3 separate regions of the Homo sapiens genome follow, and regions 2 and 3 are each linked to region 1. A link is a loop called in an ENCODE intact Hi-C map of the cell type or tissue named here. Cell type or tissue: HepG2. All regions are shown on one strand. Each heading gives the region's core, and the rest is flanking DNA. Links, peaks and the distances in the headings are about the cores only. Region 1 overlaps PTPRM (protein tyrosine phosphatase receptor type M). Region 2 overlaps PTPRM (protein tyrosine phosphatase receptor type M). Region 3 overlaps PTPRM (protein tyrosine phosphatase receptor type M).

Region 1 (10,132 bases), core at 3,538-6,037:
TGTAATTTAATAAACTGCCATATAAGTAATTTGACAATCAGATCTTCCAAGCAAGATGACTAAGCATAAGCAAAGGAAAAAAAAAAGAAATTCACAAAAGGTGTTTAAACAAAAATAATTAGCTTTTATAGATTACTAAGTAATCTGGCTACTTATTAACAAAGAAGGAAACTCTTACACTAGGACCTGAGTCTGTTTCTCTGGGTTCCTCCTCCAGGGGGAGTGTATTCTTCCCGCTGGACTCTCATCAACTGATGAAAATGAGTTACTGTACCTGTAACCAGAGCCTGTCTCCTGCCACGGTCCTGCCGATGGCACTGCACTGGAAGGTAGCAAACTGGCCAGCATTAACTTCCACATTCTGAATCCGCAGGAAGTGAGGAGTCCTGGCTACATAAAGAAAAAGAATGAAAGATATTAAAAGTGGAGATTTGTAACTAATATATGTCTTCTTCAATCTATCTGAAATTTTTGGCCTTTCAATTTTGTTCACCTTGGGAAAAAAATAATGCTTTTGCTTATATAAGCTTTAAAGATTTAACTATAATTTTTAAAAAATCATAAAAGGTTTTAGTATGTTGTGTAAAAGAATAACAAAAAGCCAAGCATTCTGGAATAGAATGAAACAGAAAGGAGATATTTTATTGTTCCTGCTGTGCAAATTATCATAGCTCGGCAGTCTTCTTGTAATAACAGATCTGTATTAATAAAGATTATACTGAAACCTAATTGATGTTTTGAACAAAAACATATTAGATATTTATACCAGCAACATGAAAAGAACAGTAAGAAGTTAAATGATGTTGTCAAGGAAGCTTTTCAAGCCAAGTACACAGCTGTACATAATATATATTTTAATACAACTAACTGGTATGCAGCATTACTTATGTAATATTTTTCAGCTACCAAAAATACTACTCCTTTAGACACACTCTGTGAAATGATGCTGAGACTGCCATAGCATGGCAATGTTTGCTGATTCTTATTTCTAATTCAAGAACAAAGAAGGATTCCAAATGGTGAACACCATTGTCTCGTAATGTACATTGTCCATATGGGACAGCTGTTTAAATAAAGGATTATTCTATTTGGTATGAGAAGCACAGGCCAATTTCTGCATCACACTGAAAACAGGTGTCCAGGAACCAGGACGGTAAGTCAGGACTTAAATTTTATGAAAATTCTACTTTTAGGAAAACATTTCCTTATTATAACAATGATAGAGTGAAAGAGTAACAAAGCGGGAAGGGTGGGCACAGCAGAGTGCTTCCCACAGAAGAGGTGGGAAGCAAAGGGGATGATCATACTTTCTGGGAGAGACAGATAAATCTGGATAATAACCAGAATGCATCTGTCACGCCTTGCCAGCTTTTCCCCACTGCAAATGTGTCTTTAGCCATGTCTAGGCAGCTTCAAAAAAGGGTGCCCCACTACTGGGTAGCAAAAGATTACAAACTAGTGCTCATATTAGCCTGGGCAGAACGTAATTAGGAATGGAAGTTGAGTTACTACTTCAGAACAAAGAACAAAGAAAAACTTAATTTAATGTCAAAAACACACAGGAAAGCCCCATTATTAATTTGGAGGCCACTAATAATTCAGACAAAGTATTCATGATGCTCAGCATGCAAAATGTTCTAAATAACTTCCAACAAAGCAATATAACCATGGACCATTGTTTCTTAATACTAATATATTAACATACAACTCTATGATCTCTGCTTTTCACTGACTTAATCAAATTACCCCTTGCTCAAGAATAACATAATTATGTGTTTTTAAAAGATCTCTGTAAAAAGTCCCTAAATGAATTTCTCTTTTAGTCTTTGTTCCTGAAAAAGTCAAAGACCCATTGTTTTTAGAAAATGGAACAAGGTAACCTTTATTGGGTACTTATGTGCCAGAAACTTTTCCATTGAGTACTCACAAATGTTCTGTGAGGGAGATATTTTCTCCATTTCCAAGATGGGGAACACTTATGGGTACTTGGCTAGTAAGTGTAAGAAAAAGAACAAACTCCAGTATATCCAGTTCCAAACACCAGGCTCGGTTTACGAAGCCACAGTGCCTCTCCCCAGTCTTCCCACCATCTGTGCCTTTCCTTATCTCTTCATCCCACTTGCAGTGGCTCCCCTGGGTCTGCCTGCGGGAATTTTCAAGGCATTTCTCAAATGCTGTTCCTTCCATGAAGCTTCTGTAGATTCGCTCACCTTGTGGTTAGGCCTTCTCATATCACAACGGCCACAGCACTTGATGCAACAGAACTTGATGTTATTGCCTCACACACACCAGATACTCATTATCATCATTAAATTCATATTACTTACAATTATTAAAACCACACACCTATCCTTAAAGACTGTTCATTTTAGATTTCAATTTCTGTAGAATTCTACTCTCTCACTCTCATCTGATACTAATGAAATGTTACCATATAAAAAACTTTATAATCATTATAATTTTAGGTTTACCTACACCACAAGTCCCCAACATGAATAGAGTTCACTAAGAATTTTAAGATTTAACTCAATTAATAGGAATATATTAGAAGCCAAAAGCTGTTTCTTGTCAAGGAAATTTAAACAAATTTCTTCTAATAAATCTATTTTAGTACATGTGTCATTAACTGGAAACATTAAAAAAAATTCCCCAATGAAATAATTCTAAGCATACTCCCAAAGCTGTGCAAGCTGAAGCTGGATGACTTGATAAAACTTCAAAAGATTAATCACCACCACTGTGTGGGCCACTCAGAAAGCCCACTGGAATACCTGCCTCTTCCACATTCTGCTCCAGGGAGTAACCGTGGCTGTGACACTACTATCATCACTGAAGACGCTTCAAATCCAACACCCGGAAATCACAACTGGCTGCCTTCTGGACTCAGAATCTGAGTTTATAGTTTGCTCCAACCATTATTCTTTGGTTTCTTTTTGTTTCCTTGTTCTAATCTAAATTCGCTCTCTTTTATAGATCTCTTACCTTGCAATTTATAACACAAATGTCTCTGCGCAGCAATCAACCCACTTTCTTTTTTTGAAGGAACTTCTACATAGGGAAAATACGGGGACCCATTCAGATCCCCAGAGTTGGTATACAGATTATTTTAAAGTGAAAACATTTGAGCAAAAGAAGATGCAGAAAGAAATCTTATCTGAACTTCAAGTAGTTGACTAAAACAGAGCTTTCCCAGAAAAAATAGTTGCCATTAACTCCCCTGTAAGGGAGTTGTCTAATTCAGCTCCCAGGTAGACAAACTGCCTGTTGCCATTACCATCAAAAAGCCTGATAGAACTTTCTACATTTTCCCACTGAAGCCCTAAAACCACTCCCCAATCTTTTGTTAAATTTGGAATATAAACCTTTATCTCTGGTTATTTAGTGGGTTTTCCATTGCTGGGAACTCTGTCCTGTGAAAATAAACTTTGTCTTTTCTTCAATTAATCTGTCTCTTGTCAGTTAATCTGCAGGTCCCCAACCACTGGACCCAAATCAGAAAAGGAAAAGTTTTCCTTCCAATAATATCTCAGGACAATGCCTTGAAGCCTCATTCCACATGTTGACCAACCCCCGCCGCCTTCCATCTCCCTGTGGAGTGTTAAAGGCTGAAGTTATCTGGCACACTCAGAACAACAGGTTCTCTCCCTGGTGCTGGTCTCTCCAGTGGATTTCCCAGACACCTAATCCTGCTCTCCCCCAGCTACAGGTTACTACAGCAAGCTAGGTCTCTAACACAAGGTGTCTGGGTATGTAGCCATTTCTCAGGATAACTTGGGTTAAAGGGGTATTGCACTTGCGGCCACTATTCTAAATTTTACCCCGCTCAGTTAAGCTGGTCAGTTCTGAGCCTGTGCTGAAGGGTTGTTAAATATTTTCAGTAATGACTCCTGGTGTCTCGCAGCAGAATTATGCTACTAAAAGGCAGTGCTATTGGCACCCAGAAAGCAGAGGCTAGAGACACTGCTAAAATGTGCAGGATAGCCCCCACAACAAAAAATTAGCGGGTGCCAAAATCTCAATAGCACCAAGGTTAAGAAACCCTAATACATATCATACATAAACAAGTTTACGGAAACATCCCCCATTATTGAACACTGAGGTTTGTTTCCACTACATATAATGCTAAGATAAAAGTTTTCATAATTAAAACCTTTTTTTTATAAGTTAAACTATTAGAAATTACTAATTAAAAAATACATGCATTTTTGCCAGTTCTGAAATGGTGGCATAGAAGCAAGTTGGCTTCACTCACTCCCACAAAAAATAAATAAATATACAGCACAGAGATTATCACCAGCAATACCCAAGAACTCAAATATGAGGATGAGACTATTCCAGGAGCCAGAGACATGAAAAATTTCTGAGCAGAGGGAAGAAAACCAGACTTCAATATCTGTGAAACCCCAACCCCCAATCTGCCCAGCAGAAAGTAACCGGAAAATTTCCTCTGACTCATAATTTCTACATTGGAAAAAATGAGGTCAAAGTGGGTAAACAATTTCCCCACTATTGTGGATTGCCTGGCAGGAAATCTGTCCCTTCCCCAACCCAATGGAAACATCGAAAGTGCCTGAAGGGAGAAATATCCCTAAGGACAGAGAAAAAGGTACGGGGCAGCAGGACTGCCACCCCAGCATTAGAAACTTTCTCTGTAACTTGGCCAAAGGGATGCCAAATCAGAGTGGCTGTTAAGCAGCACCTCACTGTAGGAGAATTGTTCATCCTTTCTGCACAAACCCTTAGCCAGCCTTCCCACACTACTGGTATATCCCTTTTGGGACCTCTCAAATTCAGGGAAAGTAGCACTCTCATTGTTTACCATAACTGAGGCAAACTTTGGCTTAAGGTGTCATCTAGTGCCAAAAATTAGGCAGTAACCTAGCAGAGGAAAAAAAGGGAAATCAACAGGTAAATTACAAAGAAGCTCTAAGCAAAAATGTCCAATAAAAAACAAAACAAGCCAGACTGGGAAGACTGGAATAAATAACCAACCCTTCAATGCAAAGACATAGACATACATCCACAAGAAACAAAAACAAATGAGGAACCACAGCTTCTACAAATGGACAAAGCAAGGAACCAGTGACTGACTTGAACAAGATGGTGATATGTAAACTTTATAACCAAAAACTCAAAATAGCCATTTTAAGGAAATTCACTGATCTCTAAGAAGCCACAGAAAAGCAATTCAGAAACTTATCAGAGAAACAAACAAACAAAAAAAAACAGAAATCTTGAAACTAAGAAATACATTTGCTGAATTAAAAAATTCATTAGAGGCCGGGTGCGGTGGCTCACGCCTGTAATCCCAGCACTTTGAGAGGCCGAGGAGGGCAGATCATGAGGCCAGGAGTTAGAGACCATCCTGGCTAACACAGTGAAACCCTGTCTCTATTAAAAATACAAAAAATTAGATGGGCGTGGTGGCAGGCGCCTGTAGTCCCGGCTACTCAGGAGGCTGAGGCAGGAGAATGGCATGTACCCGGGAGGCAAAGCTTGCAGTGAGCCAAGGTTGCGCCACTGCACTCCAGCCTGGGCGACAGAGCAAGACTCTGTCTCAAAAAAAAAAAAAAAAATTCATTAGAGGCTCTTAACAACAGAATGGGTCAAGCAGAGGAAACAATCAGTGAATTTGAAGACAGCTATTTGAAAATTTACAGCCAGAGAGGCAAAAAGAAAAAAATGAAAAGGAAAAAGATTATCTACAAAATACTGAAAAATACCTCAAAATATCAAATTTAAGAATTATTGGTGCTCAAGAGGTAGTTGAGCAACAGCAAGGGGCAAAAAGCTTACCTATTACAGAAAACTTTCCAAAACATGAAAGAGATAAATATCCAGGGACAGAAAGTTCAGAGAACACCAAACAGATTCAACTCAAATAAGGCTACCCCAAAAGATATAATGATTAGACTCTCAAAGGTCAAAGACAAAGAGAGTATCCTAAAAGTAGCAAGAGAAAAGAAGCAAATAACATATAAAGGAATCAGGGTTCATATGGCAACAGAACTCAATGAAAACAGGAGTGTATAAGAAGACATTTTCAAAGTGTGGAAATTTTTTTTAAATTGCCATCCAAGAATACTGCAGCCACTAAAGCTATCCACAGAAAAATAAAGGTCAGATAAAGTCTTTCCCAGACAAACAAAAGTTGAGAAAATTCATCACTATTAGATCTATCTTACAAGAAAGGCTAAAGGGAATTCTTCAATCTGAAAGGAAAAAAACACTAATGTGCAACAAGAAAACATGTAAAAGTATATAAAACCCACGGATAATATTAATATACAGACAAATCCAGAATATTCTAACACTGCAGCTGTGGTGTGCAATCTATTCGTAAGTATTGTGAAGCCCAAAAGACAAATCTATCAAAAACAGTAATAGGTATGGTAACCTGTTAAGAGATAGGCCGTATAAAAACACGCAAACTGAAACAACATAAATTCAAAATGTGAGGGGGATGGAGTTAAAGCATAAAAGCATTTTTTTCATTTTTCTGTCCTTTTATTTGTCATCAAAGATAAGTTGTCATCTCTTTAAGATAACTTATATCTATAAGATATGTTTTATAAGCCTAATTGTAACAACAATGCAAAAACCTATAATAGATTCATTACATATGAAAAACAACAAATTAAAACACGTGACCAGAGAAAATCATTTAACTACAAAGTAGTAAGAAAGGAAGAAAGAGAAGAGCTACAAAACAACCAGAAATTAAGCAACAAAATGGCAGTAGTAAGTCTTTACTTAATAATGACATTGAATGTAAATGGAGCAAATTATCCAATTAAAAGGCATAGAGAGGCTGAACATATAAAAAACCAAGACACAATTAAATTCTTCCTACAAGAAATCCACCTCAACTATAAAGGCACTCACATAGGTAAGACAAAGTGAAGTGGGTAGAAAAAGATACTCCATCTAACTGGAAAACAAAAAAAGAGGAGGAGTATCTATGTTTATTTCAGATAAAATAGGGTGCAAATCAAAGACTGTAAAAACAAAAATGGTAATTATATAATGATAAAGGGATTGGTTAAGAGGATAAAACAATTATAAATATTATACACCCAACACCAGAGCTCCCAAGTATATAAAGCAAACATAGATCTAAAGAGAGAGATAAACTGTAATACAGTCATAGCAGGGAACATCAACAGACCAATCATTCAGACAGAAAGTCAACAAAGAAACATTAAAGTTAAACTACACGCTACACCAAATAGTCATAACTGACGTCTATAGAACATTTCACCCAAATGCTATGGAATACACTTTCTTTTCATTAGTACATACAAAATTATCCAGAACAGAACATATCTTAGGCCAGAAAACAGGTCTCAACAAATTTAAAAAAGTAGAAATAATATGAAGTATCTTTTCTGACCTCAATGGAATAAAACTAGAAATCAGTAACAAAAGGAACCTCAGTAAATACGCAAATACGTGGAAATTTAAAAACATGCTAGTGAACAACCAATCGAAGAAATTAAGAGGAAAATCCCATAGGTTTAGGTATGTTGTATTTCTGTTATGATTTGTTTCAATAATTTTTAAAATGACAATACTACTCAAAAATTACAAATTCAATGGAATCCCTATCAAAATATCAATGCCATTCTTAACAGAAATAGAAAATATAATGCTAAAATTTATATGGAACCAGAAAATATTCCAAATAGCCAAAGCAAGCCTGAGCAAAAAGAAAAAAGCTGGAGGCATCATATACTACCTGATTTCAAAATGTAGTATAAAGCTTTAGTAACCAAAACAGCATGGTACCAGCATAAAAACAGACACATAGATCAATGCAACAGAACAGAGAACCCAGTAATAAATCTACGCATTTGTAGCCAACTTGTCTTTGACAAAGGTGCTAAGAGTATACAACGAAGAAAGGACAGTCTCTTCAATAACTGCTGCTGGGAAAACAGGAGAACAATATGCAGAAAAAGGAAACTAGCCTCCTCTGTTTCGACATCTACAGAAGTCAAATCAAAATAGACCCAAAGATTTAAATCTAGGACCTGAAGCTATGAAACTACTAAAAGAAAACACTGGTGAAACATTCCAGAACATTGGTCTGGGCAAAGAATTTTTGTGTAAGACCTCAAGAGCAACCAAAACAAAAACAGACAAATGGGACTACATTAAGCTAAAAAGCTTCTACACAGCAAAGGAAACAATCAACAAAGTGAAGGGAGCCCATGGAATGGGAGAAAATACTTGCAAACTATCCATTTGACAGAGGACTAATCATCAGAATATACAAGAAGCTCAAATAACTCAAGCAAAAATACAAATAGTCCAATTTAAAACTGGACATTCAAGTAGCTGTCTTCAGATTCACTGATTCTTTCCTCTGCTTGACCCATTCTGTTGTTAAGTAAGAGCCTCTAATTAATTTTCTCATAAGACATGAAAATTGCCAACAGGTACAGGAAAAAAAATGTTCAACCTCACTAATCATCAGAGAAATGCAAGTCAAAACAAAAATGAGCTATCACATTACTCCACTTATGATGGCTTTTATCAAAATGACAGGGAGTAACGGATACTGGTGAGCATGTGGAGAAAGGGGAACCCTTGTACAGTGTTGGTGGGAATATAAATTAGTACAGCCCCTATGAAAAACTGCATTGAGGTTTCTCAAAAACTAAACATAGAACTACCATAAGATCCAGCAATTCCACTACTTGGTATATATCCAAAAGAAAGGAAATCAATATATCAAAAAGATATCTGCACTCCTATGTTTATTGCAGCACTATTCATAATTGCCAAAATATGGAGTCATCCTAAGTGTCCATCAATAAATAAGTAAATAAAGAAAATGTAATACACATACACACACACACACACACACACACACAAACACACAAGAACACAATATCTCATATTACATTATGGAATATTATTCAGCCACAAAAAAGCATGAAATCCTGTCATTTGCAGCAACAAGGATGGTACTGGAAGGCCTTATGTTAAGTGAAATAAGCCAAGCACAGAAAAACAAATAGAACATATTCTCACTCTTATGTTGGAGCTAAAATAGTGGATCTCATGAAGATAGAGAGTAGATTAATGGTTACCAAAGGCTGGGATGGATAGGGGGAGTGGGGGTGCAGAATTAAGAGCAGTTGATTAATGGGTACAAATATACACTTATTAGAAATAAAACTTAGTGCTTGAAGATCAACAGGGTGACCACAGTTTGCAAAATCTACTGTATATTTCAAAATATCTAGAAGATAGTAACAATTCAAATTTTTCTAGCATAAAGACAATAGTTAAGGTGATGGATATCCCAGTTACACTGCTTCCATTTTTACAAATTGTATACATGTATTAAATTATCACATGTACCCCCAAATATGCACTTATATTATGTATCAATAAAAAAGTATATATTTTTTTAGACAGAGTCTCACTCTGTCGCCCAGGCTGGAGTACAGTGGCGCGAGCTGGGCTCACTGCAACCTCCGCCTCCCAGGTTCACGCCATTCTCCTGCCTCAGCCTCCTGAGTAGCTGGGACTACAGGCGCCTGCCACCACGCCTGGCTAATTGTTTTTTGTATTTTTAGTAGAGATGGGGTTTCACTATGTTAGCCAGGATGGTCACGATCTCCTGACCTCGTGATCCGCCTGCCTTGGCCTCCCAAAGTGCTGGGATTACAGGCGTGAGCCACCGCACCTGGCCAAAGATAATTTTTAAAACACACATTTTAAAAGACATTTGACATAAATTGTCAAACTGCTTTCCATAAAAGCTTATAACAATTCACATTTTTACCATCAGGGTATGAAGGAGCTTTTTCACCACCTTTTCAAAAGTACCTTGTCATTTGCTGCAGCATGGATGTGCCTAGAGTACATACATGATGTTAAGTGATAAAAGCCAGGCACAGAAGGACAAATACCACATTCTCACTCATGTAAGAGAGATCATAAAGTTGATCTCAGAAGTCAAGAGTGGTTACTAAGGGATAGGAAAGGTAGGGCGTAGAGGGACAACATGTTGGCTAATGAAAACAAAATTACAGTTAGATATAAGTATTAATAAAGTTACAGTGTTTTACAGTACTGTAGGGTGACTATAATTAACAATAATTTCTGGTATATTTGC
Region 2 (10,132 bases), core at 2,489-4,988, 350 kb after region 1:
CAGGTGACTGTAATGCAGGTATCCAGGATGCAGGGCCTTCCATGGCACCGAGCAGTGCTGGCTTTTCATGATGCCAATTTTAACATGATTATTTTGCTAATTTCAGGGGGCTTTTTTCTTTTCAAACATAATGTTGGCCCTGTTTATAAAATCTAGACATACATAACCACATACACATACTTCTATGTCACTTATACAACCTCCCAGCACCACAACTATCAAAGCCTTGGACCCAGAAAGGGGATGTGTTAGTCTGAATCATGTGAAATTGCCAATATTCAACACTTTTTCACTTATGAAAGCACAGGGTTCCTATGCTTAAATCTGTAATCTGCATGAGGATGGGGGAACAGACTGATGGACCCGTCTTATTCTGACCACTAATTACACATGAAGCCCTATCACCCCAGGGGCCCCTGACATCACAGCATTGGTTCTCTGATTTAGTCTTTGCAATAACTCTGCAAGGAGGCTGGGCATTAGCAGCTCACGCCTGTAATCCCAGCACTTTGGGAGGCTGAGGTGGGAGGATCACTTGAACCCAGGTGTTTTGAGACCAGCCAAGGCAACAAAGCAAGACCTCTGTCTCTTAAAAAAAAAAAAAAAATTGGCCAGGCGCTGTGGCTCACGCCTGTAATCCCAGCACTTTGGGAGGCCAAGGTGGGCGGATCACGAGGTCAGGAGATCGAGACCATCCTGGCTAACACAGTGAAACCCCATCTCTACTAAAAATACAAAAAATTAGCCGGGCATGGTGGCGGGCGCCTATAGCCCCAGCTACTCGGGAGGCTGAGGCAGGAGAATGGCATGAACCTGGGAGGTGGAGCTTGCAGTGAGCCAAGATCACGCCATTGTACTCCAGCCTGGGCGACAGAGCAAGACTCCGTCTCAAAAAAAAAAAAAAAAAAAAATTAATTAGCCAGGCATGGTGATGCACCTATGCTCCCAACTACTCAGGAGGCTGAGGTGGGAGGATCGCTCGAGCCCAGGAGTTCAAGGCTGCAGTGAGCTATGATCATGCCACTTGCACTACAGCCTGGGTGACAAGAGTGAGACCCTGTCTAAAAATCATCATTATCATCATCATCATCATAATCATCATCATCATCCTGCAGGGTATTTTAAAATGAAATAACACACCCAAGGTCTCATGGCTACTTAGAGGTAGAAGGAGAACTCAATGCCAGGAAGACCTGATCCAACCAGAGGCTACTACTGCCCTTCTTTCAACAGCTCAGGGATCCCCATGGCTGATGTCACAGCCTCAGACCCCCACTGTGTCCTGTCCCTCTCTGACAAAGCATGCTGCACTCCAAACATACCAAGCATTCTCAACCAGCTGTCTCACAGGGGCCCCTGCCTACTGAGCAAGATTAGAAAGAAAAGCAGAGGCTCTTTAAAAAGTCACACATTTGGGATGAAAATGATGACAGACAGAGAGACGAGGGAGAACCTCCCTCACACACACACACACAGAACACAATGCCAATGAGAGCCAATGACCTGAACTCATGGTGGAAATTTTACACCACATTTGGTGTTCAAGACTTCAGAAGTTGAGGAAGTAGAAAACACAGTTTATGAGGTTGTTGTCAAAGTAGCCTCTTTTTATTAAGTTTTATCACTTGAGAGTATGATACACTGAATGAAAAAGGAACGAGAACATGCCTGCTGTAATGAAGATGAGCCTGATGTTATCATGATGCTGTCTGAGCTCTGTGTAGGTATAATTCATTTCATTCTATATCAGAAATAAAAGGCAGCAGAGATAATATATATTATTCCCTGTCATGGAATCTTCTTTCTGGTGATACCATGGTTCCTTTAATATACCAGTGACTAAATCAAATCCCCCTAGAGTACAGTCATGATAAATCTACTGCATAGTAAATTTCATTTTTTAGTGATCAGTATTATATCAAAATGCTACTTTATAGCAATAACTGATTTATACATTTTTATTATACACAATAAAACTACAGTCTTACTTTTATATATTTAATTAACAAAAGGTAATACTTTTTCCTTTAAATTTAGCAACTGTGTCTCTATACACCTATAAATTGCTAATGGCACCAGGCACTAAACACACAGCCTGGTTCTATTGTTAAGGTTATTGGAGATACCTAAGTCAAACTTGATAGGAAGTAGGAAAAAAAAAACAGCCTTAAGCATAAGTTATTTGATTTTTTTCTTCTCCAAGGGAGCTTCTTTAAATTGTTTCTTCATTCATTCAACAAATATTTATTGAGTGACTACTACATGCTAAAATTGTTAAGTAATCTGGTTTTACACATTATGAGTATGTTAAAAGGAATGCTTTAAACCACCTTATAATTGTATATCTAGATGGAACATCACACTGAGTCCATTTTAAGTTCATTTTAAGCATGTGCTTATTACATGATGTAAAGTACCTCAAGCTACTCAAACAGAGAAGAGAGAACAAATAGTATCCATCAAAAACAGGCTGGGCCAGGCAGAGTGGCTGACATCTGTAAACCCAGCACTTTGGGAGGCTGAAGACTACTTGAGCCCAGAAGTTTAAGACTAGCCTGGGCAATGTACCAAAACCCCATCTCTATCAATTTTTTTCTTTAATTAGCCGTGCATGGTGGCTTGTGCCTATGGACCCAGCTGCTCAGGAGGCTGAGGTGGGAGGACTGCTTGAGCCCAGGAAGTCGAAGCTACATTGAGCCATGATCAGTGATCCTGCCACTGCACTCCAGCCTGGATGACAGAGCAAGACGCCTTGAGAAAAAAAAATCAAAAAAACACAGACTATACAAAGGGTGTGGTCCAATTCCTTCTCACCCTCTGTCAAAGCCTACCTGTTACCTGTGAGCCCATTTTGATTCCATAGCTAGAAGCCAGGGAAAAGTAATGGGGCCTCAGACTCCCAGAGTAACCCACACTAATATGCACTCTTCTCATTGTATGCAATAAATCTGCTTTCTGCATATTGAATAGAAAGAGAGATTAAAATGAATATTCACCCATCTGAAAAACTGATGCTCTATAAGCTTTTATGCTTTGCAGCCCATAAAAAGTAAATGCTTTGCTTCTGCTTTGGCTGGTGCATGTTGAAATAAATCATTCTGTTAAACAGTGGCCTTTTCTTCAGAGGGAGATGCTAAAACCTTATCAGTTTTGACAAGTCTCTGACTCCTCTCCTCTCATTCATCTCTCCTGTATGTCCTGCAATCCTTGCTCTTTTAGCTTGCAAGGTCATTTCCAACCCCTGCTAGCCCCAGTTTCGAAAGGAAGCCACACAGCCATCTTCAATCAGATTCTCCACCCTGCCCTGACTTCTAACCCAAAGCCCAACACTTGCATTTCATATAAAGTTTTTGATGACTCATTAGTCTTCTGAGTTTTAAGCAGGAAAAATGGCTGAATCAGATTTCCAGGCAGATTTTCATGACTTCTTGAATTACATACCTAAACCCTCAGTGCTGTAGAAGTCACTCCTTGCAGACGTAAGAAAAGTACAGACAAGCCATGTCCTAAAGATGTTACACACCTACACAGAGCCATCCACACCACTGCTTTTTCTGGTCTACTACAAGAAGGCCCCAAAGGTTAACATGAACCCTTTACTTAGTTGGCAAATATATACTACTTCTTCCAGTTTTACCACTACATGTAGATTAGCAGCAACATATGACACAGCAGAAAAAAGAAAAAATTGAGTAAGACTGTAGCAGGTGAATCTAAAGTTGTCTCTGGATCAGTGCTGAATTTCAACAAACTACACTACAAGTAGCAGTGGAACTACAACTCCCACTAAAGAACTCAATTTTACAATAAAGACTTAGAGATGCACACGTAAGCGGATGAAAGTCCGCTCTCGTGCCTTTCTTTAGCTGTCCAGGAAGCCATCTATGGATGGGGCTGGACCTTGCTTGGCTCAGGCAGGGGGGTTAAGGGACGCAGCTACACCTAGTGATCAGCTGCGGATGGCAGCAGGAGCAACCGGCAGCAGGGAAGCACTCTTCAGCTGTTTCTCAGAAAGGCCGGCTACAAAGCGCTCAGGATCAATCTGTTAAAAGACATCATGATTATTTTTATTTACCTGGAGTGTTAAATGACAGAGATGCAATGGTTGTCTTTGAGGGTTCAGAGAAAAATTAGGCTCAATTTTAGGATACACATTGTCAGTACTTTAAATAAATGTCCAAGAAAAATCTTCATTATTTTTTTCTGTTTTTTGAGACGGAGTCTCGCTCTGTCGCCCAGACTGGAGTGCAGTGGCGCGATCTCGGCTCACTGCAAGCTCCGCCTCCCGGGTTCACGCCATTCTCCTGCCTCAGCTTCCGGAGTAGCTGGGACTACAGGCGCCCACCAACACGCCCGGCTAATTTTTTTGTATTTTTAGTAGAAACGGGGTTTCACCACGTTAGCCAGGATGGTCTCCGTCTCCTGACCTCGTGATCCACCTGCCTCGGCCTCCCAAAGTATTGGGATTACAGGCGTGAGCCACCGCGCCTGGCCGAAAAACCTTTATTTTCTTTCTATTTGGAATTTGAGTTTATTGCCAAAGGCAAAGTTTCACAATTCCACATTACAATTCCAAATCTTACATCTACTAACTTCCAGTTCTCTCCTGAGAAAGTCCCTGTTTCTTTCCATTTTAGTAGATTTTGAAATTTTAATAAATGAATAACTTCTCAAAGTGTGGTAACTATACCTGCTTTATCCTTGCCCATTACCATCCACAAAGGGGCCGTACAAATGTAAGTGCTCAATAAATATTTATTTGAATTAAATATTTCAATAAGAATTATTAATAAGCACTATTAAATATTCTAATAAGCACACTGGGCTGCATGCTTATTATAACAAGCCAACAAATATCTCCTATACAAAATATCAACCCAGGGAAATTTCCAATGGCTAACCATTACAACAAAATTTAATTGTTACATCGTGGTAAGTAAAAACATAGGAAACTTTTTTATTCATTTGAGTTTTACAACTGGCTGGATTTAGTCTCTTCCCCAGTGTCTGGCCAGAGACAACACGATCACATCACCATGTTGGTAATACCGGCCGTATTAATCAAGAGGCTAAGCAGTGAATGAATGGATGTGATATTTTTACCCCCAGTTCTCTTTCAGCTCTTGTCAAGGGAGGCTGATAGGGCAGGCAGAAGATCTCAGTTCTTTTAGAACAAGGGTTCTCCAATCTCAGGTCACATCAGAATCCCATGGGGGGCTTGTTCTAACACAGATTGCCGGGCCTCATCCCCAGGGTTGCGGATTCAGGGTCAGAGGGTTGCAAGTCTAACAACTTTCAATGTAATGCTGATGCTGCTGGCTCAAGGACAACACTTTAAAAACTCCTCTTTCAGGGCCAGGCGTGGTGGCTCATGCCTGTAATCCCAGCACTTTGGGAGGTGGAAGCAGGAGGATCACCTGAGGTCAGGAGTTCAAGACCAGCCATGGCCAACATGGTGAAACCCCGTCTCTACTAAAAATACAAAAATTAGCCAGGCGTGGTGGCAGGCACCTGTAATTCCAGCCACTCGGGAGGCTGAGGCAGGAGAATCGCTTGAACCCGGGAGGCAGAGGTTGTAGTGAGCCAATATCACTCAGTTGCACTCTAGCCTGGGGGACAAGAGCGAGACTTTGTCTCAAAAAAAACAAAACAAAACAAAACAAAACAAAACAAAAACCTCCTCTTTCAGGACAACGTTTCTTCAACTGTGGCTACAAACCCTGACCACCCAGGGATGCTGGGGGACCTCTGTCGTGGACATCAGAATCACCACAGCTGGGCCCCAGGAAGCAGCCTTTGAAAGGAGGCCTCCAGATGCTCCCCGTGGACAGCAGGTTTTGAGAAGCACAGATTAAAACCTAGCTCACCATCAACACTGGTGCAGTTTCCCAGGCCCTCCCCAGAGCCACCTAACGTCACTGAGGCAGGATGTCACTGTGATCTACCTGCACAACTGCCACTCTTCATGGCCCTCCTTCAACTTTCCATGTGTTTCTCCTTCATAGCTAAGAGGGCACAAGGGGAGTGACCCTCCCTTGCTAAGATCTCTAGAGCTTGTCACATCCCACACCTGAGTACACAACACTTCTCTTCTCATCCTGTTTTTGTCTTTTTCTCTCACATACTCCCAGACCCTTAATTATGCCCTGGCCTTGCCAGCCTCCTCACCAATGATGGGGGCACTACAGACTAGGAAGCTTGGTGACTAAATCTTTCCTCCTCTCCACCCAAGGCAGCCCAACTTATTTTTCTCTGCTGGGTTTTTCAGAGCTACAGTGTCAACTCAGGCTTTCTGATGACTAAACTGAAAACCACCGCGGTATTTTAGGAAGCAAAAAAGCAACATCCTCTTATAATGCAAGATTTACATTATTTTGTACCTTTTTAGAATGTTTGTGAGTTGGAAAGACATTAATAATTAAACCTTCCCTCGCTTATAAAATAAGCCTATTAACATGCATGTTATATTCATAAAGATAGTAAGCACACTAAAAAGTGAAACTATAGGAAAGTTGGTTTTCAAAGAGAAGAATCTCAGAACTAAAGTAAAATGCATGGTGGACATAACCCCTAAGAAAAATGTTTCACTGTTGAAAAGCATAAAACTCATTAAAATGCCTGATTCCCTAAATGAAAACTAAGCCTTGGGATATTTAGATAATACATGCTCATTCTAGAAACTTAATGAAATCTAAAACAAAAATTGAAAGAAAACAATATTTAATCTAATACATAGTTCCTCTACTGTATACAGCCTCACAATTCCTAGAATATATTACAATCCTTAGAGAATTATGAAAAATTTAAATAAAGGTATTGACTTTTCTAGAATTGTCACAGAATTGCTTAAATTCTGAAACCAACTTTTACCAAATCTAAAGGCTAGGCTATGCTTCATTTATAAAGAATTTATATAATCTGAAGACATAATTCAAATTACTTGTTCATTAAAGAAAATTCATTTTGAATTACCAAAATTATATACACACTTATCCATATATCACTACATGTCAATAGATTCTTTTCTTAAAATCTGTAAAAATAACCCTTTGAAAACATGAGAGACTAAAACCTATAATTTTCTAGATCGGAACAATTTATTATGCTCAAGCAATTCTTCTTTACATATACAGAACACTAAGAATGTTATAGTAATTTCTTAGCATATTTCTTTCATGCTCACTGATTTAAATTTGAAGTATTTTCTTCATTATCAATTTTCAATCTAGCGAAAGCACCTTGAAAATGTAAAATGCTATGACTATAGTTATCTGAAAAAGAAAAAATAAACTTAACTGCTAAACAAACATATTACCACTCTTTGCAAAGGGTGCTTTAAAATTCTGTATTTTGAAAAAATTTCAGATTTATAGAAGACTTGCAAAAACAATACAAACTGTGCAAGTACACCCTTCACCCAGCTTCCCCCTAATGTTAACATCTTACATTCACAGAGCAGAATTACCAAAGCTAAGAAATTAACATTGGTACCACACTACTAACTAAATTACAGGCTTTATTCAGATTTCAGCTGTTTTCCCACAAACATCCTTAAAATATTTTAAAAAATTAATTTCTCCACGAGTCCCAAATTCACAAGGTTATGTTAACATTTAATATATTTCAAATACCACTGTAGCTGAAACAAAGAGCTAAGTCTATATTTCTATTTCTGCAAACCAAAGCTTGCTTAGCAGAACTTAACACATCAAAACCATTATAAGGTAGAACTAAACACTTCATTGTATTATATAATATATGTTGCAACTTGGCTTTTAAGAAATTGGGTCAAAGAGGAACAACTTGCCAACTCGTTGGTTTCTCACCATGCAAAAGGGAATTTCCAACAAAGGTAAAATAATTTAACTTTCTTTCTCATGTCTTACTTATATACCATCTTACCAGTTATTTTTAGTGAACACTAAAGACCTAGAAGATATAAAGTGAACCTCCATTATTTTGCCTAACAAATTAGAAACGGTAATGATAAAAAACAATTTTTCAGCCTGGGCACGGTGGCTCATGTCTGTAATCCCAGCACTTTGGGAGGCCAAGGCAGGCAGATCACAAGGTCAAGAGATTGAGACCATCCTGGCCAACATGGTGAAAACCCGTCTCTACTAAAAATACAAAAATTAGCTGGCGGTGGTGGTGGTGCACACCTGTAGTTCCAGCTACTCGGGAGGCTGAGGCAGGAGAATCGCTCGAACCCGGGAGGTGGAGGTTGCAGTGAGCCAAGATCGTGCCACTGTACTCCAGCCTGGCGACAGAGCAAGACTCTATCTCCAAAAAAAAAAAAAAACCCACAATTTTGTAATGAAATCCATCATTATAAGTAAGCAATGTCATCACAGGCCCAAATCCTAATACTTTTCCAGTAAGTTTAGCATTCTATTTCTGATGTCTGGTATCCAAATCACATGTAGTCCACCTCCAGAAATGGTTAATTAACAATCTTAACAATTCCAAACCCATTCCAAAAGAGGACAGGAGAGCACTGCAGAAAGCAAAGGGCAGAGTGCCTTGTGTAGATAATGTCTGAGTTATACAAAAACCCTTGACTGATTATATTTATAAACCCTCATGATTAGTCCATTGGCCTAAAGAGAACCCAGTGTGGAAAAGGCAAGCCAAGTCTAACTTTTAACAATCACTTCTCTCCCTCCATTTTATTATATATTGGTCCATTCACACACAATTTGAATATGTGCAAATGATCAAGATTCTCATTAGTGATTTATTCAACAAATAGTAATAATGCCTGTGACATCTAAGGATCTATGAGAAATGTTTTGTGAGAAAGTCAGAAGAAAACGAAAATTGGCTTTGCCCTCAGGGAGCTTACAATCTAGCTCTTCTGGCTCTAAAATTTATTCCCATGTCAAGTGAAAAGCAGCCAATTACTACAATTTCTGGAAGAAACATAAAAAAGAAATGTGTCAATGCCACTCCTAGCATTCAGAATTAACTTCCTCAACATACAAAAACAAAAAACAAAACCCTGATTCACACCTGTACTACCTAAACGCAATATGGAGAGAAAAATAAATAATGAAGTGAAACATATCTGATCCTTGCACATATGAAATTTGCCATCTTCACTTTTCACTTTTTTTTTGAGACGGATTCTCACTCTGTCACCCAGGCTGGGGTGCAGTGGTGCAATCATAGCTCACTGCAACCTCAAACTCCTGGGCTCAAGCTATCCTCCTGCCTCTGCCTCTAGAGCAGCTGGGACTACAGTCACACGCCACCACACCCAGCTAATCCAATTTTACATTTTTTAAAGTTCAACGTTTCTGAGGCATGGCTTGGATGCTGCCCTTTACCCACTAGCATGCCAGGATAACTCTGGCTTTCTAGATAGAAAAGAAAACACATTTCACTTAATGGTATGATTAACTCAAACAAATAGATATATTTCTTCCAAATGAAAAATCAGGCTAAATTTTAGTAGAAGTCTATTTTGGCTTGACTGATCATTTACATCAGCCTTAACAAGGACATGGGTCAGTACAACTGAGGCTGAAATCCTTTTTGGTGATGAGGAACCCATGGTTTAAATAAGCAATATAAATATTTGTTTCCACTCCCTTGCACACAATTTAAAAATCCATCCAAATGATATTTGACACAGCTTAACTTTAAACAAATCCCAAGAAGGGAGTCATGGATGTTAATAAAGAGAAAACCATCACTAGGGCTCTCATACTTGGCTTCTAATACTAATGAGTTACAAGGCTCTCAAATTCTACTCTATTATTCACTAATAAGAACACAGACCAAATTCTGCATCAGTTTTATAATCAGACGACAGTGCATCATTGTGTTAAATCCTCTGGAGCACGTGCAATTACCAGGCAGTTAGGGAAACACAAAACTTGGAGAAAGGATATTTCTGTATTGAAGTTGATGCTTTGGGTTTCAAAACCTACACGTTCCACTCCTTCTCTGAGGCCAACTGTGATCAAGGGTCCTGCAGATCAGCAACACACAAGACACAACTAATGTGCCTGTGAGTCCAGAGCTCCAGCAGCCAATGGTCCTGGACCCCAAGAAAATAAAAAGGTTTCCACGCACCGGAGGACCAAAGGTTTTTACTGCTTAAAATATGCTCTTTACTGTTTATGAA
Region 3 (10,132 bases), core at 4,542-7,041, 120 kb after region 1:
ACAAGGACTAGAGCTCGAGAAAGGTGGTGGGGGCGGTGACAAAGGCAGCGGGTAGGTGCGAGGGGTGTTTGGCTACTGCAGATCCCTAAGCTGGGTATTTCTGATTCCAGCTGGCTCTCTCATTGCCTCTCCCCCAACCCCACCTCCAGGTTCCACCTGCCTCCTATTATTCCAAACTCACCAAGTCCCACAGAAGCTCAGGAATAATCACTCTCTCTGGACAATCTGTTGTCAAAGAATGTAATATTGCAGATATTCCCTGAAACAGGAACACACCTAGAGGTTTTCTTCAGAATTTTATAGTTCCTATCCCTTAAGGCACTTGTGTCTTCTGTTCCCAACCCTTTTTAATCCTCTCATTCTTTCCTCCCTAGTCTACCATCACCCTCCCCTTATCATCTTAAACTCAAAGGGAAGATAAACATCACAGGAAGGGATCTAGTAAAACATCACTGTAACACCGAAAGGGGCTCAGGTATCCAGAGCATTTAATCACAACAGGGTGGGTGTTGGGGCAGAGGATGAGCTTACGGTAGGAAATGCAGAGAAAGGAGGCGCTGGGCCCTCAGGCCAGGAGCTGAGGCCAGGAGGAGAGGTCATGGTAACACAGGAGGGGCAGTGGCCACGTGGAGGACCGAGGAGCTACAGAGGCAGAGTTATCCCCTCCCCTGCACCCTGTCTTGGAAAGGGCAACACATGACAGTGCACCTGGGCTGGAGAAGAAGGGGTGTGAGTGCGGTGGTCTAGGGGAGAAGAGCGGTCCCAGCAGCTGACCATGGAAGGGGTAGGAAAGGGAAACCTACATGACCGTGAACTTGCTGAGGGCTTCCTGTGTGCCTGGTGACCCTTTAAATCTCGCTTCCTGAACTAACTCATGGAGCCCTACTCATGAGCTAGGTGCTGTTATTTGCAGATGGAAAATAGAGCACAGAGAAGCAGAGCAATTCGGCCAAGCCCTGGAGAGAGAGCTTCACTCTCTTGCCTGCCGCCTCCTACCGGCATCCTGGAAAACACCAGGTGATGAAGGGGGCTGATGAGAGAGAAAGCCAGGCTAGAAGCCTCATGGGAACACCCACCAGCTCCAGGGACTGAGATTGAATCCTTAGCCTCCTCAAGTCTCAGGGTCCTTAACTGTCACATGTGGGTAATGACTGCTGAGAATTAAATTCATGGGGAAAACCTCCCAGGGCGTCTGACTTAGAGCAGGTACTCCATAATCAGCAGCTGTTATTACTGTTGTTGTTAAAATCTGGAAGTCTGTATTGCTTATGTTTCTTCCAATGAGGAATGTGCTACAAATCAGATGTGAACATCTTATACTCACTGCAAATTCACGTTGAATATTATAGAATATTAGAGTCACACATTGAAGGAAACTCAGGAGACAGTTATAATACCAATAAGCTAATAAAATGTTCTCTATTCTAACACATTTGTCATTTCTTATATTTAGAGTTTAACTTCCTATCCAACCCATCAAAAACTTTCCTCAAGATTAGCTGAGATCTTTTGATTTTGCATATGTAACTTCAACAGTTCAACCTCAGTCCTTTGTCAAACAATAAGATTGAGCACAACAGAAAAAAATCTGAAGTATGTCACCAAATTCAGGCTCATTTCCTATGACTTGAATCCAGTGAAGAATTAAAAATTAGGACAACTCTTTGCTTTAATCCTCACAAAGGCAGAGTTTCTGTAAGAAAGGCAGGCTATGTTTTCCACATGCAGTGAGGTTCATCCATTTAAATTAAGAAGACACAGATTTCATCCCAGAAATTACTGGGTGGAATCTCACAGTAAATAAGTTCTATTTTCCCCACTGTTAAGACCAAATCTAACTCGCCTCTACATGGATGGAGGGGGGCCTCCTAGACCAGCACCCCCACCCTGCTTCTCCTCTGTGCCCTCAGCCACCTCCACCTCCGTCTGCACCACTTCATCACATGGCTCTAATTATCCAAGGGAGTGCCAGAAAACACGGAAAGGGAAAATTGAATTCCATGCTGTCAATCTTGTTTCTAGTTCACAGATTTGATGAAATAGAGATGAACAAAGAAATATTGGCAAACACACGGTTTGGAGACTGCCTATAATACAATCCCTGAAGCTCCATCCATCGCTCACAACCACCAGGGTTCAGTGTGTTATGAATATGCATAAGACGCAGGGACACAGGAACACTCGTCTTCCTTGGACAGCAGGAAAGATATGCTACTTTATCTCTGGAGTGAGAAAAAAAGAGCCACGAATCCGAGGAGTAAAAAATAAAAGGTTATGTTTGTACCTGCAGGGTAAATTATGGGGGGCAAAACCTACACCCATTTAACCAACGGTAACATTACATAGACTCTACCCACACTGCGTCAATTATTATGAAGTCAAAAATCGCATATATTCAAATATTACTTAGATGTAATTCTTCAACCACATAAACGTCAGCAATACGACACAGGCACACATCACGTCATGATCCTAGTCTTAGCCAATTATGCTATGTTTATCTTTCATTTCTCAACAGAGTGGTGCACTTGTTTTTTCACTTGGGGGCTTCCAAAAATCACTTAGATGACAACAACAACAAAAAGAAATGCAGGCAATCACATGAGTGGCACAGACACACCTTCTTTTCTAGCTGCCTTTTTGATATTTAAGTAACTTTAATTAGACATCCAGAAATCCCTTATTGTGGGACACACAACATGGGCGGGAGGTGGTGGGGGTTGGATAAATAGAAGAACTTGTGGATGGGGCAAGAACAAGCTTCTTAAAAACCTATGCGTATCAGCTGTTTTTAATTTAAAGCAACCACTAAAGTGTCAAAGAACAGCTGAATATCCTGCATTTTAATAAACTTTAGTCAAGTTAGCTTACAGGAAGTTTACTGTTTCTGCCTTCTGTATTTGCTGACCATGTTCCATGGCAGTGTAAGAAGAGTCTTTCCTGGAAGAGACATGGTAGTAAACATCTCATCACAAATCTACTCTATATCAGCACTACAAGAAAACACATTCAACACTTCCAACTTTGAAAACTGAAATCCGTGAAAAAGCGTGAACACTTGGAAGCAGACCCAGGTCTAGCATAGGAGAAAAATCTAGGATACAAAATGAAAATTGCTTATTTCATGATGAGCACCACTGCCCAAAGCAAGACTCTCAAAAAAAGCACTGCCCAGGTGCCACAGATGAAGGAGATACTACCTGTAGCTACCCCAAAGGGAGGTGGGAAAGGCAGAGGGCCACAAACCTCTGGCACAGAACACAATGCAGTCAGGGAAAATGGGAAAAAGAAAAAGAAAACAAAGTTTTGTCTTCCAAAAAGCAACCTTCTTCCCATAGGTTCTCCCTTCCATCACTAGCACAATTTTAGGCTTTTGCATCATCTTACCAGCTGGTGTATTACCCTGTTCTTTGTAAACAAAGATTATAAATTCACCTCCACATTACAAAGGCAACTAAAATAAGGTCATCTAAATTTAAAGAGAAAGGGGGAAAATAAATGAAGAATGTCCTTACCACCAGCAGTGCCTGCGCTCCACAGAGCGGCCAGAGTCTCTGGCCACAGCCCAGCACTGCACTGCACAAAATAATACAGAATGTGGTTGTGGCTCCATCTTTCCAAGACAATGATGCCCTTTTTGCTCATAAATCAGTCAATTGATTTTTTAAAATTTTTCATTGCTATATTTTAATTTGTAGACTCCCCTTTCCCCAAATTAGTCTGTGATTAATTTTAATGCCCTTATTGTTCCTTGCAGGTTGTGGTCCTTTAGTGTTTATTATCTGTAATTGATTAATCTTGTTTCTGTGTCTGCTGACTAGCTATCACCCAGTGGATTTTCTAATATGCTTGCAATATTTGTCTGTGAGCTCATAATAATTCAGAATCCTTTATCCTCGTGGAAGTCCCTTGAGTAACCTGGGTTGTGGAGACATCCCTGATGAGGTCATATGGGGTGTCTGAATTTGCAGACCAAATTTGACATTAGTTCCTGAGCTTGGTTCTTCCACACAATGAAAATTTGGCTCATCAAACAGAAAAGGGAAAGCTAGGGCCCAGTTTCCACTGTGGGTTCAGTTCAGAGTATGTCCAGTGGGAGTGCCCTGCCCAAGTCTCAGCCCACTTCTGGTATGCCACTAGGCTGGCAGCCTGCAGCCTCTGCTTAAAACTGTAGACCCCACTACACAGATCTTCTCAAGTTATTCCCCTTGCCATTCAATGCTGTGGCCTCCCTCTTCATTTCTGACACCTGAAGAATTCCCTTTCTTGATTTTAAGCTTGAGTACGTATTCTTAAAATACTTTTAACATTACAAATATGGTATGTTTTTCTAGTCTTTGATTTAGGATTGAAGGGTGCTATCCATTTTAACTGATTCTGCCATTCTGAAAAAAAGACAGCCTCCTCAACCTCAAAACTCCCTTTTATCATCTTCATAGTAAATTTACTAAGCATTTACCTTTTATAAAGATTAGTACTCAGTTCTGTATACACTTCGTACAGGAAAGTATAAACCATGTCTTCTGCCCTCCAAGAAGTTACAGTCCAGACTAAAAGATAAGACAGCTGCACACAGAACAAGTAAGTATTGAGTAAATAATACAATCACCAAGGGTTAATACTTGAGAAAAATTGCTTCTCAACCTACTGTCAAAAGAAGGAGTGGGAATATAAAGCTCAACTCTCAAAACGCTTCAAGCTTTAATAGTGTTTTAGAAAGTTTTTTTATCTCAGTTGTACCAAGATGGAAGTGAAAGAGCTCATAAACAGAAGCACAGCAGGTTATTGAAGAGGTTCAGAAATCTTATAAGGCACTAAATAGTTGGTAGCAATCATTCTGGAAAGAAATGGGTAGAAACTGCTAGAGAAGAAATGATGAGCTGTGGTGAGAGTGTGAACGTGGGATGTCAGCACAGCAGAGACATCAGAGATAATGAGGGCGGTTTAAGAGATGTTAAGTTCACAAAACTGTTATGTGAAAAACAAAGCTGGAAATGGAAGTAGAAAAATGTGTCAGGTTTGGAGATGTGCTTCAAGTCATCTGCAGAGATGTGTTGGTGAAGGCTGAGTAGTAAACAGCAGCACCTCTGAGAAGAAGAGGATAAAGACGAAGAGTGACTTCAAGTGCTTCTGTCACTTTTAACATAAATAAAGCCAATCAGGGAAATAACCACACTCGAATATATTTTCCATTGGCTCAATCTGAAATTGTACCCTTAAAAGAAAAGAGATGCCCCATTTACAAACATTAAGGCACAAATGACAGAAATGCTGGGAGCAGAATGTCATTACGTACTCAATGTCTAAAGAACATGGGATGATTCTAATGAACATCTGTATTTTAATGAAGATAATGTGATGGAAAAGCATTTACTGGAAGTGAGATTAAATCTGCTGACAAAGACTGAAAGAGACAGTCAGTTGCTCAAGGGAAGAAAGTGATCTAAAATAAAAGCATGATTTTCTTTCATTATTATATAAAGTTTAATTAAATATTTCCACTTTCGAAGTCAGGCAAATGATGTCAATTACCAAAAGCCTTTGTGCTGATTTTAAATGAAAATTTGACAGAACATAGACATGTACATCTTAAGATTTCAAATCCAGGCCCATCTGTAGAGAACAATCAGAGAACAGCAATAATATGATAGGTTTTTAGATCCATACTAATAACATATGACAAAGAAATTTACACAGTGGCCCCATTTAAACAGTTTTAATTGAATTTTGGTTACAAAGCTCAGAGCCCGGCTCTCAAAACATACTGCTATTTACAGAAGCAAGCTTTCGGAGTTGCCTGAATAGCAGGGTAGTCAACTATTAACTCCGGCCTGCCCAAGATCACATCTCCCTGGCCACAGTGACTGGCTCAGAAATGAACACACAACTCAAGGTGGTCTAGTGAGACTCAACTCCAGGACTTCTACTTGAACTACTGCCAGCCCACCCCCCTCAGTGTTGGGGTGTGTGATCCAGGAGGGTAACAGCCCACAGCTGTTGCTGACATCTTAGCTCCACAAGGGAAGAGTCCACCCCAACCGATGATGAAGTCAATGCAGAGGAGAGCAGCAATGGCATCATTTGAGCCTCTGGACTCTGCTATACCTAAGGGAGTACCTTTGGAATTTTCACTTACATAAACCAGTAAATCCTCTTGTGTAAGTTTAGGCTCACCTGGGTATTCACCAGATGAAAGAGTCTTCATCCAAATATTGATCAATATCTTGAACAGCCTGTAATCAAATTCTTTTCAGAATTGCTTTTTTGATCTTCTGCCTACACATACAGACATTCTTTTTTTTCTTTACTATCTCAGATTTCGGGTTAAGCTCCGATAATTCTAAGTTAATTAGCTTCAATTTATAGTCAGTGAAGTAGGCATGTGTTGTCCGTGAAGAGCCTCCAAATGCAGGTAGAGGAAGTTTTCAATAACTCAAATCTAATTACATTAATATCATTCTTTAACAGCCCCTCATTTTCCTTAGAATGAAATTCAATCACATTTTTACCTGGCTTCCTTCTTCAGCCCCTTCTCTTCTCATCTCCTTCCCCATGGGCTAACCTTCAGCCATGCTAAATTTATTTCAGCTCTACATACATACTTTGTTCTTTTGTCTGCTGTAGTATGCAGAATAATAGCAGCCCCAATGATGTCCGTGTCTTAATCCCCAGAATGCATGAGGATGTTAAATTACATGGAAAGAGGGAATTAAAGTTGCTCAGCAGCTGACCTGGAGATGGGGAGATTATCCAGGTGGGCTCCACATAATCACAAGAGTCCTTACAAGTGGAAGAACAAGGCAAGAGGCTAGGGTTAGGGATTTAAAGATGTCCAGCTCCTGGCTTTGAAGATAAAGAAGCACAACCCAAGGACAGCAAGCAGCCTTTGTAAGCTGGAAAAAGTAAGGAAACTGACTCTCCCTGAGAGCCTCCAGAAGCAATGCAGCCCTGCCAACCTCCTGAGTTTAGCCCAGTGAGATGCATTTGGGGGTTTCTAGTCTCTAGAACAGTAAGATAAGAAGTTTTTTCTTAATATAAGCTACAAAGTGTGTGGTAACTTGTTACAACAGCAATAACCTGCCAATATATTTATCTAGAACATTCTTCCTTTCCCCATCCTCCCACCATAAATGCTTACAGTTCTGGTGGTCTCAGATTGGATACTACCCCCTTTCTGAAGCATTGTATGACCACCCATGTTAGGTTCCCCTCTTCCATGCTTCCGTAACACTCTGTATTACCCAGCATTGACATCCCATAATTCTAACTGCCATTATACAATTAGAATTATTTGTCTATATCCCCAGTAAACTGTAACTTCCCTGAGTTTTTTTACATTTGAGTATATTCTACACAGCAGAGTGCATGAAACATAACAGTTTTTCAATAATCATTTGTTGAGTGAATGATGTTATCAATGACTGAATCAAAGAATCAATAAAAAGATGTCATACTTTCTGTAGAAATGAAATATACTAGCTTTCTTATTGCAGGAAAAAAATCAATTTACTAGGAAATCGGATTCCAAAGTGACATAATCGCTTGTTCAGATTTATCTAGGAGTCTTTCCAAATTGCAATACAGCGTTAAATACTACACATTTGTAATAACGGCAGTGGGCTGTCATATTAAAGTATCAGAAAACAGGGCAGAAATAAACTACATTTCCCTTAAATGCTGATGCCAACGAGTATCTGGTGTCCTCTGTCACCAGGGCTCCCCTCTGTCCCCATGTCTCAGTGGTAATCCTCCATGAACAAACCCCATCCAACCCTCTGGAGTTCCAACAACCTTGCCTAGGTGATGTGGCATCATCTTTACCGTCCTCTGCCCTTAACTTTGAAAGCTCTGAAATCATTTACTGGGTGAAATAAATAAAACAATTCCCTGACCCAGTAGTGGCCCCTTGGAAAGAGAGAGCACATTTACTCCTTTCTTTAGGGACACAGGAGGCAGCAGCGGGACCCTGAGCAAACAGAGTCAGAAGGTGAAACAGGCTGAGTGGACTGCCCAAGGTGATGATCCTCAGGAAACAAGTGGCAAGTGAAGCTTAGCAGCTGCGGCAAACTGGAAAAGGTCGGTGAGAACCTCAGAGAAGGGAGAGGGGAGAAGGAGAAAGTTCTTCTGCCCAAAGGCTGCTATCCCTAAGAGAAGGAAGGACATAGGATATTTCTAAATGTACTTTCTCCACTATACTCTCCAATATAGTAAGCACTAGCTACATCTGCCTATCTAAATTTAAAATTTATTAATTAAAACTTCAGTTCCTCAGTGATGCTAGCCAGGTTTCATGTTCAATGGTCATATGCACCTAGTGGCTACCATACTGGACAGCACAAATATACAATCATGCACCACACAACAGCATTTCAGCCAATGATGGACTACATGTACAAGGATGGTCCCATAAGACTTTAAGGGAGCTGAAAAATTCCTATCGCCTAGTGACACTACAGTCATCCTATCATAGTGCAACGCAGTGCTCATGTGTTAGTGTTGCTGCTAGTGTAAAAAGCCTTCCGTGCTGCGAGTCATGTAAAAATACAGAACATGCATCATGTACAGTACATAATACTTGATAAAGGTAATAAATGACTATGTTACTGGTTTATGAATTTGCTATACTATACTTTTGTTGTTATTTTAGAGTGTACTCCTTCTACATATGAAAAAAAAAGTGAAACAGCCTCAGGTAGGTCCATCGGGAGGTGTCCAGAAGAAGGCACTGTTATCCTAGGAGATGACAGCTCTATGCATGTTACTGCCTCTGAAGACCTTCCAGTGAGTGGGACAAGATGTGGAGGTTGAAGACAGTGATATATCAGTGACCAATTCTAGGCCTAGGGTAAGATGTTTGGTCTTACTTTTTAACAAAAATGTTTAAAAAGTAAAGAAAAAAATCAATAAATTTTTAAAAATTGAAAAAGGCTTATAGAATAAGTATATAAAGAAAATATTTTTATACAGCTGTATGTTTGTGTTTTAAGCTAAGTGTTATTACAAAAGTCAAAGTTTTTTTAAAAATTATAAATTTATAAAATAACAGTACAGTAGGCTAAGGTTAATTTATTATTGAAGAAAATATTTTTAAATAAATTTAATGCAGCCTAAGTGCACAGTGTTTATAAAATCCACAGTAGTGTCAAGTAATGTCCTAGACCTTCCCATTCACTCACCACTCACTCACTGACCCATCCAGAGCAACTTCCAATCCTGCAAGCTCCATTCATTGTAAGTGCCCTATACAGCTGTGCCGTTTTTATCTTGCATGCCATATTTTCTAAGTCTTCTATGCCATCATATGTTTAGATACGTTAATACTTATCATTGTGTTGCAATTACCTACAGTATTCAGTACAGTAACATGCTGTACAGGTTTGTAACCCAGGAGCAATAGGGTATACCATACAGCCAACATGTCTTATAGGCTCTACTATCTAGGTTTGTGTAAGTACACTTTATCATCTTTGCACAAGGATAGAACTGCCTGAACAATGCATTTCTCAGAATGTATCCCTGCTATTAAAAGACACATGACTATATGACCAACTGTAACCTTTAAATTGGATAACTAAGATTTGGATTACTTCTTTGAAAATTCTTATTCAATTATTTGATTTGTCCATTACATGATACTCCAACCTGTCAAACTGGGTGCCTTAAATTAATAAGACAACTTGCTTTCTGTTATTTTGTATTGCATGTGATGGCTACAAATACACTTTGAAACTTATTTACTATATTCTCTGATGCATCTGACCTTGCCCTCAGCCACTCCCTTTAGAGTAGTAAGAGCTTACCATTGCCCCCAGTATCATGCACAAGGTTCCATTGCATTGGAGGAAAAACATGAATTTATAAACAAAAGACTGATAAACATATTTTCAGTCATTTCTCAGAACATATCCCTGTGGTTAAGCAATGCATGGCTGTTAATATTTCCACCATGACCAAAAATGACATTGGGCAGCGCTGTAATAGATTTAGTGTATGCTTTGGCGCTCACCTGGCTATTTAACGTAAGTGCTATCAACTGAAGGGGGGGATTTAATGTTTCCAATGTTCATACTAGTAATAGGTACAATTAATGTGGGCTTGCAGTAGCTGGGACAACTTTATTGCTTAGGATACA

Evidence for each region. A loop is a pair of places that touch in the nucleus more often than their neighbours do. Peaks named below come from ENCODE experiments on the same cell type or tissue, not always from the same donor. Only the 100,000 strongest peaks of a DNase experiment are listed, where the experiment ranks them.
Region 2: it touches region 1 in a loop (5-fold over the local background); 4 of 110 quality-filtered maps call a loop at or near these places.
Region 3: a loop joins it to region 1, with 2.7 times the contacts of the local background. A loop is called at or near these places in 4 of 110 quality-filtered maps.

Annotation. Positions count from the first base shown.
Region 1 is chr18:7,916,826-7,926,957 of GRCh38, reverse strand. It overlaps PTPRM (protein tyrosine phosphatase receptor type M), which reads right to left. Exons shown (of 33, transcript NM_001105244.2): 5 at 275-390. Among named protein-coding and RNA genes, the nearest start is that of PTPRM, 350 kb to the right of the region's middle. In HepG2, for the core only: no CTCF peak of the experiment used is centred there; a DNase peak (open chromatin) is centred at 4,477; H3K4me3 peaks cover 368 bases.
Region 2 is chr18:7,569,112-7,579,243 of GRCh38, reverse strand. The region is part of intron 1 of PTPRM (protein tyrosine phosphatase receptor type M); the gene reads right to left. Among named protein-coding and RNA genes, the nearest start is that of PTPRM, 6.9 kb to the right of the region's middle. RefSeq lists an enhancer at 791-1,547. In HepG2, for the core only: a CTCF peak has its summit at 3,933 (motif pointing left); a DNase peak (open chromatin) is centred at 3,913; H3K4me3 peaks cover 1,201 bases.
Region 3 is chr18:7,800,070-7,810,201 of GRCh38, reverse strand. The region is part of intron 2 of PTPRM (protein tyrosine phosphatase receptor type M); the gene reads right to left. Among named protein-coding and RNA genes, the nearest start is that of PTPRM, 240 kb to the right of the region's middle. In HepG2, for the core only: no CTCF peak of the experiment used is centred there; DNase peaks (open chromatin) are centred at 5,831 and 6,061; H3K4me3 peaks cover 414 bases.